2 separate regions of the Mus musculus genome follow, and region 1 is linked to region 2. A link is a loop called in an ENCODE intact Hi-C map of the cell type or tissue named here. Cell type or tissue: gastrocnemius. All regions are shown on one strand.

Region 1 (5,000 bases), 50 kb before region 2:
TTAATTATACACACACGCAGATGCACACGCACATGCACACACTCACACTCTTCATTCATAAGTTGCTTTACGCTTTGTACTTCAAGCAAATGCTCTTTGTTTTTGACCTGAGGTTTGCTATGTAGCCCCAGTGGACCTTGAACTTGAAACCTTCCTGCCTCAACGTAAGTGCCGTGGTGACCATCGGGCACTACAGTGCTCACTTGCCAGTGCCTTTCTTGCCTCCCCCAGTCCTGGCTTCCAGTTCATCCCCTGAAGGACTCTTGGACTCTATGGCTCTGAGATGAAACTGGGGCATACCTGCTAGACTAGGCTATGCCCTGCTCCCTCCTTGTCATAGTTAGCCCACATGAATAAGCTTGATGGTTTCTAGAGGCATTTTTTCTGTACTTGGTTTTGCTTTGGAGCCCCAAGACCTCATTTCTCCTCTTTCATCTGGGAAGTGAGTGATGTACCTTGATCATTATCTGTGTTGACTGGGTATTTTACTATTCATTTATTTAGATTGGCTGTTTGAAATGAAGTCTCACTATGTCCTCAGGGCTGGCCTAAAACCCACAGTGCTGTGACCGCCTCCCTGCCTCATCCTCCCAAGTACTTGGGAACTACAAGCATCAGCCACCACTCCTGCTTGATCACATATTTGAAAATTAAAACATAGATTCAAATGCTTATGGGAAATGCAAAAATTACACAGACAAAACAACCCTACACAGACATGCAAAATGATAGAAGACGTCGTTGTGCTCTCGTCCTCCTCCTCCTCCCGCTCCTCTTCTCTTTTGCCTGAAGGTTGAGAGGAATTAGGATGCAGAGTTGCATGTTGACAGACAAGTCCTGTTTCTGGACCTTTTGTAAGGTGGGTTCTTTCCTCTCCTTCCCACTTGGCCCCTATGTATCCCTCGGTTATTAGAGACACACAAGTCAACTATCATCCTCTCTTGACTTTGTCCATGTTGAGAAATGATAGCCAGGCCTGTGGAAGCTTAGACCACTCCCCCTGACTATTCATTAATCAGCCCCTCTCAAGAGGCTGAGCTGTATTTCTAGCTCTCACGTTTTAACCCGTCGTCGGGAGTTCTCCAAGCTGCTCCCTTCTCTGTCCCTACATCCTGCCTGCCACGGTTCCTCACGATGTGGCATTTTCTATCAATACCCCTAAGCACCCTCTTCTGTGCTGTGTACTCATCTTTATGTCCATTAAGGAAGATATTCCACAGACTCAGCCTGGCCCTGGCCTCTTTGGCCTCCGTTAAGCACCATTTCTGCCTCCAGACACTGAGCATTTGTCATTCCCCTGCCCTGTCCGGATGACTTGTGATCTTTCTGTTGTTACAGTGTGCTGGAAAAAATGCTGAGGTATAGTATAACTTGAATTAGTAAGCAAATAACATTTCCCAAAGGTGCTCAATTGAAGTTTGGCCATAACGATCACTTGGGAGCTCCAGTCTATGTCAGGAAAAGACCATTGTCTTTATTCTGAGGGACAGATCACTTGGCTTCTACCCTAATTCTTCTTGTCCCCCCTGGCATTGCAGTTTCCTTTGCTTTTAAAGACAACCTACAGTGATGCCCCATTTCAGACAGTACATTGGTACGGTCTCGTAATTACTCTGAATAAAATTCAGACGCCGGCACCTACCTAGATCAACAGAAACTTTTGTGCATTTTACAGGTCTGTACATCGAGTTACATCCCCAGCTCTTGTTTGTTATTGTTGGTGCTATTTATTTGTGTTTATCTTCTCCCTACTCTCTCTCTCTCTCTCTCTCTCTCTCTCTCTCTCTCTCTGTGTGTGTGTGTGTGTGTGTGTGTGTGTATGTGTAGTACTGGAGCTTGGTCCCCCAGTAATTTACCACTAAGTTATATCCTAAGCTTCTTTGGTTTGGTTTGGATTGGTCTTGAGATGGTTTTTCTTTATGTAGCCCTGGTTATCCTGGAACTCACTCTGTAGAGCAGGCTGGCCTTAAACTCAGAGATCTGCTCTCTTCTTCCTCCATGTGCTGGGTTTAATGGCATGTACCACCATTGCCCAGGACTTCTGTATTTTTATCTTAAAGCAGGTTCTCACTAAGTTGCCCAAGCTTGTCTTAAACTCCCCCTGTAGCCCAGGAAAAGTCTCGAACTTGCATTTGACCCACCTCAGCCTCCTGAGTCGCTGAGATCACAGGCATGAGCATTACACTAGTAAAAACCTTTGGGGGTTTTATTTTGTCTTGTTTTTGAGATATAGTCTTGATTAGCTCAAGCCAAGCCTAGAATTTGTTCTGTCCCCCAGGGCGACCTCAAACTCTCTTGCATCTCCAGCCTTTGCCACCCAAGTGCTGAGATTACGGCCAGGTGCAACCATCCATGCCGCCTCTATATGAATTTTTTTAAGTTAGTATAAATGGTCAACTCTAACCTAAAAGAGAAATAAAAGGAGAACGTAATTATCATGCAGTATCATATATTCAGTGTGTAACTGTTTTGTCATAACCACCTGAAGTCAGAAACTGGATCCTTCGCATAGTAACCACCGAGAATGAGCTGACCAGAAAACAGATACAGGTGTGGGTTGTGGGTGACTCACCATACCAGGAAAGGTGCTACTCCATAGTGATGAACATTTCTTGGTAGCATTCCAAAGAATCTAAAGTAGGAGGCCCTTTCAATTTACATGTTAATGGCATTCCTGGCCAATGCAGCATCCAGCAAAGCCACGCTAATGCTGGGTGTGGTGACATGTACACCTGTGATCCCAGCATTTAATAGGCTGTGGCAAGAGGATTTCTATTGGAGGCCAGCCTGTGATACATAGTGAGACTGTGTCTCAACCAAACTAAAATAAAACAGCAACAACACAAAAACCCTGCAAAAGGGACTGGGATCTCTCTCATAAATCATGTCATGAAATGGTCGTGTGCTGGCCTTGCATAAGGCCCTCAATTCCCAGCACCTCAAAGCAAAAACAAAGCTGGGCAGTGGTGGTGCACGACTTTAATCCCAGCACTCAGGAGGCAGAGGCAGAGGCAGAGGCAGAGGCAGAGGCAGAGGCAGAGGCAGAGGCAGAGGCAGAGGCAGAGGCAGAGGCAGAGGCAGAGGCAGAGGCAGAGGCAGAGGCAGAGGCAGAGGCAGAGGCAGAGGCAGAGGCAGAGGCAGAGGCAGAGGCAGAGGCAGGAGGATTTCTAAGTTTAAGGCCACCTTGGTCTACAGAGCTAGTTCCAGATTAGCCAGAGCTACATAGAGAAACTCTGTTTTGAAAAAACCATTGTATGTTTAGTAGTAGTTATAATTTAGAGCATCTTTTCTGTAGAACCTTCTAAAGTCAGGTAGGGATTGTAGTGTTTTGGCAAATGGGAACCTCTGAGAACCTGGAGCACCTACCATGGTGTTGATAGCTATCTTCCAATTCTCTCTCCTGGTGAGGAAGAACCAAGGACCAGGTACTGGCTGCTTGGGCTTTAGGTCTAGCTTACAGTACCACAGTGTTTGTATAACCTTACATAAGTTACACTTAATCGTATATGTCTGCTTGTCTTCTCTGTCAAGAAGATTCAAGCAATACACATGTATTGAGGATATAGAGGTAAGTACTTAGAGTGTGAGAAGCCCTGGGTTTCATCTCTACTACTACTAGTACCAATACTACTACTACTACTACTACTACTACTACTACTACTACTACTAAAGGCACATGTGTCCTACCTACTCTGGGATTGAGCTCAGGTCAGTCTAGGACTCCCCCTCACTTGATGTCTTTCTAGCCCTCAAACTCTCTTAGACTTCTCTTATATTCAAAGGGAGAGAGAGAAGAAAAGGAATGAAGGAGAAGAAGGGGGAAGAGGTGGGGCAAGATAAGGTTAGAGGAAGGAGAGAGAAGGAAGAATGGGTTGGGGGGGGAGACCTTTCTCATGTCCGCTTCAGCAGCTTCTCCTTCATGAGCTGACTTCTCAAGTCCTCAGTACATTCCTGGGCCAGCCCAGTGTCCACTTTTTGCAACCACACCTTTCTAAACACTCACCAGTTCCCTATGCTGTCAAGATTTTTCATCCCCTGGACAGCTTTCCTCTCTAGTTGGTCCTGGCCTTGGGCATTCTCCTCCCTCCCGCCTCACAGGGTCCCAGTGTCTTTTCCTCAGCATGCTCCTGCTTTCCTATGCCTTCCTCTGGCTCCTCCTCAAGGCCTATCCTCTGCCGGCCTCAGATGTCACCCTCCTCCCCAGGATGCTCCTCCACTGCTGTGCTCCATCCTGACGTGTTCATTAGGTAATCACTCAGTTACCTGTTTGTCCCGTCAGGTGTGTAAATGCAAAGACCCCAGAATCAGAGGAATCCAGGCCATGTCCAGCCTTGAGCTGGCTATCCTATCTGTACTTCAAACACAAAGAACATCTGAAACAAAGCTACTGTGGGTTCCTAGACCTGCACCTCTTCCTGGATCCTCTTCTCTCAGGGAATGACACCACCATAGCCAGGGGCAGAAGTCTGGGTGGCATCCTCAACCCTTCCTTCCAGATAATCACTCAGGAGTCCTGCCCTTTGTCTTCCATGATGACTCTGCGTTAACCTGGGTCAGATTTCCTAATCGTTTTAGCTAATTGTGTTGGTTGCTCATTCCTCATTAGGATTTAGGATTGCAATACCTAATTTACTATTGGGCTGGTTTAAGAGTTTTGCAAGTCTTCAGAATGGATATCGGGTCTCTTTCTTGACCCTCTCTTATGCTGGGAATAAATCCTAGCCTTCAAACATGCTGGACAATTTTCTGCCGCTGAGCCTGCCCCAATCCCACTCTTTAAATACTTTTCTCTGATGTCCTATGCATGTAGGAGTGTGCCCAATAAAGTGTCAAGATGCTTGGCCTGGGCCAGGGTCTCAGATTCTGTGGTCTTTGCATGTACACATCTGATGGAGCAAATAGGTACTGAGTGATTGTTTAATGAACATGTCAGTGAATGCATAGATAATAAGATTGACATAAAAGATCCTGTTTTTACAGCAAAATACACTGTAATAGGG
Region 2 (5,000 bases):
AAGGGAGGGAGAGCTGCTAGGCAAGAGTTGCAAGAGTTTTCATTAAGTTGCTTAGCCCAACCTTGACCTGGTCTCTGAAAAGTAGGCAGACACTGGGCTTTTGATCTTCCTTCTTCAGCCTCCCAAGTACCCGGGATAACAGTCCTATGCCACCACTCCCAGTTTGGGCACCTGTTTAAAGGCTCGCCTTAGACACACACACACACACACACACACACACAAGGCTAATGAAGATAATCGAGTTTCTCCAAAGCACAGTCAGCCGGTTAACTGCAAAACCAAGATCTTCCCAGTTATAGCCACTCTGCTGCCTCCTGCACCTTCCAGATGCTCAAAGCTGAACTGTAAGCTCAGGTCACCTCTGCCACTCTCTTTGCAGCTTGGGAGCCTCCATAAGGCCCCAGCAGATGGTCATGTTCCATGTGCACTTCTGACTCAGCAGCTGGCTCTCGGGCCCCCAGCTCGGAACCTCTGATCTACCACAATGAAGACTGGGACGCCACCTTGACCTGGCACAGGGGAAGGAACAACTCAGAGCATCAGCGACTTTGGGAGGAAAAATAGGTACAGCTGAGATCTATTTATATGTCCTGGATGGGAAGGACAGAGGCAGACAATCAGAGGGAAGGCCGTTTAAGGACTCAGCCGGTCAGCATCCCGAGTATCTGAGTGGGCTGATGCAAGACATCCAAATGGGCAGAACAGGAGGCTTCAGGTAGACCCTGCATCCATTTACCAGAGGATGTTCTTCCTGGTTCTGACCCATCCTGCTCTCTTGCTGCATCTCTCAGGGCTTCCTTTACACAAGAGCTGACGGTTCCAGAAGAGCCTGAAACAAGACAATGAGAACATTTGTAAATGTTTCCTTTGTCTTAAGTTACTTGGTTTTTTTTTGAGCCTTATGTTGTTCAAGCTAGGCGCAAGTGATGCTCCCATCTTGACCTCCTGAGTGCTGGGACATAGGCAGGCTGCCTCCTCCCACTCAGAGGGACAAGCTGATGTGTCAACCCACCGGCTCTCCTGACCCAGTGCAGCAGCACTAAGTATATCCCCTGGGAGTAACCAAGGTGGGTCTCTGGCTCACTCTCCAGTCACTTTTATCACCAGATCATGACTTGAGGACATCTGCTACCTGCTCCAGCCACCTGGTCCTCTTTTCTGGAGGTAATATGTCACTATGATGGCACTGTGCCTCAGTTTCCCCACATGTGAGACCTAAAGTGTCCTGTGTTTTTAGCATACAAAAGTTAGCCTAAGGAAGCCTTATCTGAGATGATAAGAGGAAGGGTAGGCTGTAGACTGAGAAGGGGCTTGATAAGGGGCAGGGGTGGAGGGTGAGGGTGGGGGTGGGGCCAAGGCCAGGCCCAGGGAAGTCCCCCCCCACCAGTTCCAAGCAAGTTCAAATTCAAGCTCTACCCTCTTTTTGTCTATGCGACATTGGACAAATGACCATCTTAGAGCCTTGTGAAAACGAAGCGATCCAATCTTCAAAATAACTCCTTTGACCCAACTTACAATCAAGAAATGAAGCGGAGAAAAAAATGAAATGAAAAATAGGTAGGAATGTAGCTAAGTTAATAGAGCGCCTGTTTAGCACGCAGGAAGTTCTGGGTTTATTCTCTGGTGCCATATAAACTAGGTGTGGTGGTGCATGCTTCTGACCTCAGCACTCGGGTGATGAAGCGGGATGATCAGAAGTTCAAGACTATTCTCATCCACTTAGTTAATTCAAGGCCAGCCTCGGCTACCTGAGATGGGAGAGGGGAGGAAGGAGAGGAGAGAGAAGGGAAAGGACAAAAGACAAAGGGAGAGGAGGGAAGGAGAGGAGAAGGAAGGGGAAGGGGAGAGGGGTGAGGGGAGGAGAGGAGAAGGGGAGGGGAGGGGCGGGGAGGGGAGAGGAGGAGAAGAGGATCCTTTTCCAGTGTCTTCTGTGATTCTCTTCTGCAGCTCCAAGGCTCTGAGAGAGCTGTTTCTGGAATATATGGATCTCGTTCCCTGCAGGTGGAATTCTGTTTTATTTGGTCTGGGCTGGAACTAGCTCCTCCTGAATTCTCTTGGCATGATGAGTTAACTAATCTAAGGTAATTCTGAGACTCAGAATTGGAGGGGAAAGTGCGGCAGGGGCAAGGGCCAAGTGCAGCCTCCTGCGCTCAGTTATGAGCACCTAAAGCCTGCTGGCTGAACAATCTTCTTGAAGCCAGGCTGCCATCTGACTACCCTGACGTGACCATCCCGCAGGCCTCCTGGAACAGTCCTTCCCATTCTTGAAGAGCTCACAGTTGCCCTGCCAATTCTCCTATTTGGAAGATTAAATCTTCCCTTGTCTGGCACTCTCTCAGGTCACCACAGCGCTCCCTCCATTCCCAGCATATTCGAATGGAGCCCTGACTCCTTCTCCTGGTGCTGGAGCAAACACACCAATGCCCCTGCTCAGGGGCCAGCATTGTCTGGGGGGCGCTCCATTTGTCATTCCTCAACCTGCTATTACCCAGCTCTTCAGGACTTTCCCAGAAATGAAACCTTCCCCACCAAAGTGTACTCTTGTGGTGACAGCTTCCAGATTCGCCATGATTCTGCTCCCAGGCCCAGTTAATTAGCTAAGAGGTTGGCCCTCTATTTAACCTGGTCTACCGAATTCATTTCATGGCATTTTTGAACCCCCGTGCCTCTCTGGTGATGGAAACTAGAAGATACAAGTGCACAGTCCCCTGAAGATGTGGCAGGAGGTGACCCACTCTACCCCTCTTGAGGGAGGTCACACTTGTAAGGAGCCAGGACAGCAATGGCTATGGGCGCTTGGTGAGACAGCCCCCTAAGTGGCCTGGAACACAGCCTCTGTTGGCTTGGTCCTTAAATCTCTGGTGTCAGTTTCATAGAGAATGCTTGGCTTAGAGGTGGGCAGAGGTACACTGGAGGCTGTTGGCCATCAGGGGAGTTCCCTTGTTCAACATGAGCCATTTTACAGTTAACTCCATCAGTCTCTGGGATATGTGTGTCAGGGTGTAGGGGCTCTGAGTTTAGACTCATAGAATCCTACTTTTAGGGCTGGGCCTTAGTAATTAGTAAGCACAGGGTCCCCCATCTTACAAATTGGAAAAGAGAAGCCCAGGAAGGCACCTGTGGAAGAGGTAGGCTGGAGCTTGGGTTCGGCCTTTCCCACATCCTCCCAGAGAACCAGCCCCACCAGGGCCTCCATATTGTCGCCCCCGGGAGCCTTTCACTAGCCTGGTGCTCAAGAGGACAGATGGCTGGGGAAACTCATCAGGGCATCCAGTTGTCACTGCAATGAACCAAAGATGTAACATTTCTTGGTGCTTTATTGAATATTTGGCCCTCAGAAATTCACATTGCAATTTAATTCCCATTGTAACAGTACTGAAAGATGGGGCCTCTAAGGTTTCCTCCATGTGGATGGACTTAAAGGCTTTTAAGACTTGTAGGAGCGAATTCCTTTTTATTCTTTCACACTTCTTCCACATGAAGAGCAGTGTTATTCCCAAGGACGCTGTGTTCAAGGCGTTATGTTAAAAACAGGTACTAGGCTCTCCTCACACAGCAGATCCTGGTGCCTTGCTATTGGCCTTCAAAACTGTGAGGGGTAAATCAACTCTGGTTGTATGCATTTTCCAGGCTCAGGTAGTCTTTCTTTTTTAAGATTTGTTTTTATTTTAGGTGTATTGGTGTTTTGTCTACATGTATATTTATGTACCATGTACCTGTCTCATTCCCAGAGAGGTCAAAAGAGGGTGTTGATACTCTGTATCTGGAACTGGAGTCACAGATGCTTGTGAGCCACAATGTGGGTGCTGGGAATCAACCCCCTGTAAGAGCAAGAGTGCTCTAGACTGCTGAGCCCTCTCTCCAGCCCTTCAGTAGTCCTTTAGCACAGCCCAGCCCAGCACAGCACAGCACAGCACAGCACAGCACAGCACAGCACAGCACAGCACAGCACAGCACAGCACAGCACAGCACAGCCCAGCACAGCCCAGCCCAGCACAGCCCAGCACAGCACAGCCCAGCCCAGCACAGCACAGCACAGCCCAGCCCAGCACAGCACAGCACAGCACAGCACAGCACAGCACAGCCCAGCCCAGCACAGCACAGCACAGCCCAGCCCAGCACAGCCCAGCCCAGCACAGCACAGCACAGCACAGCAAAGACACCTGGCTGCTTGGTGGTATTGTTTGAGGTATGGTGTGTGGTGTGAGTGTGTATGTGTGTGTGTGTATGGTATGTGATATGTGTGTGGTGTGTGTATAGTGTGTAGTGTAGTATAGTGTAGTATAGTATATGGTGTGGTGTGTGTGGTATGTGTGTGTGTGGTGTAGTGCCTGTGTGTGATGTGTATATGTAGTCTGTGTGTGTGTACGGTATGTGATGTGTAGTGTGATGTAGTGTGTATAGTAGTGTGTGTGTGTGTGTGTGTGTGTGTGTGTGTGTGTGTGAGAGAGTATGTGGTCTGTGTGTGTGTGATGTGGTGTGCTTGGTATGTTGTATGTGTATATGTGTGGTATGCGGTCTGTGTGTGTGGTGTGGTATATGTATTGTGGTATGTGTGTGTGTGGTATATGTGGTGTGTATAGTGTGTGGTTTGTGCATGTGTGTGTATGTGTGCATTTGTGTATGCACCCATATGTGTGTTCTGTGTGAGTGTGTGGTATGATATGTGTGTGTGTGGTATATATATATATATATATATATGGGTGTGGTGTGTGGTCTGTGTGTGTATATAGTATGTCGTGTGGTATGTGTGTGTATGGTATGGCGTGTGTGTGTGTTATGGTGTGTGTGGTGAATGTATGTAGTATGGTATGTGTGGTGTATATGGTGTGTATGGTGTGTGGTTTGTGTGTGTGTGTGTTATGGTGTGTGTGGTGAATGTATGTAGTATGGTATGTGTGGTGTATATGGTGTGTATGGTGTGTGGTTTGTGTGTGTGTGTGAGTGGGTGTGTACGTGCATATGTGAATGACTGAGTGCGTGCATGAGTGTGTGTGTTG

The links. A loop is a pair of places that touch in the nucleus more often than their neighbours do. Peaks named below come from ENCODE experiments on the same cell type or tissue, not always from the same donor. Only the 100,000 strongest peaks of a DNase experiment are listed, where the experiment ranks them.
Region 1: a loop joins it to region 2, with 2.0 times the contacts of the local background. A loop is called at or near these places in 3 of 42 quality-filtered maps.

The regions. Positions count from the first base shown.
Region 1 is chr12:78,990,282-78,995,281 of GRCm38, reverse strand. The region is part of intron 1 of Tmem229b (transmembrane protein 229B); the gene reads left to right. Among named protein-coding and RNA genes, the nearest start is that of Tmem229b, 14 kb to the left of the region's middle. In gastrocnemius, no CTCF peak of the experiment used is centred here; no DNase peak of the experiment used is centred here.
Region 2 is chr12:78,940,360-78,945,359 of GRCm38, reverse strand. It overlaps Gm46359 (a long non-coding RNA gene), which reads right to left. Exons shown (of 3, transcript XR_001780635.2): 3 at 284-829. It overlaps Gm46360 (a long non-coding RNA gene), which reads right to left. Exons shown (of 3, transcript XR_001780636.1): 3 at 4,886-5,000. Among named protein-coding and RNA genes, the nearest start is that of Gm46360, 14 kb to the right of the region's middle. In gastrocnemius, no CTCF peak of the experiment used is centred here; a DNase peak (open chromatin) is centred at 2,236.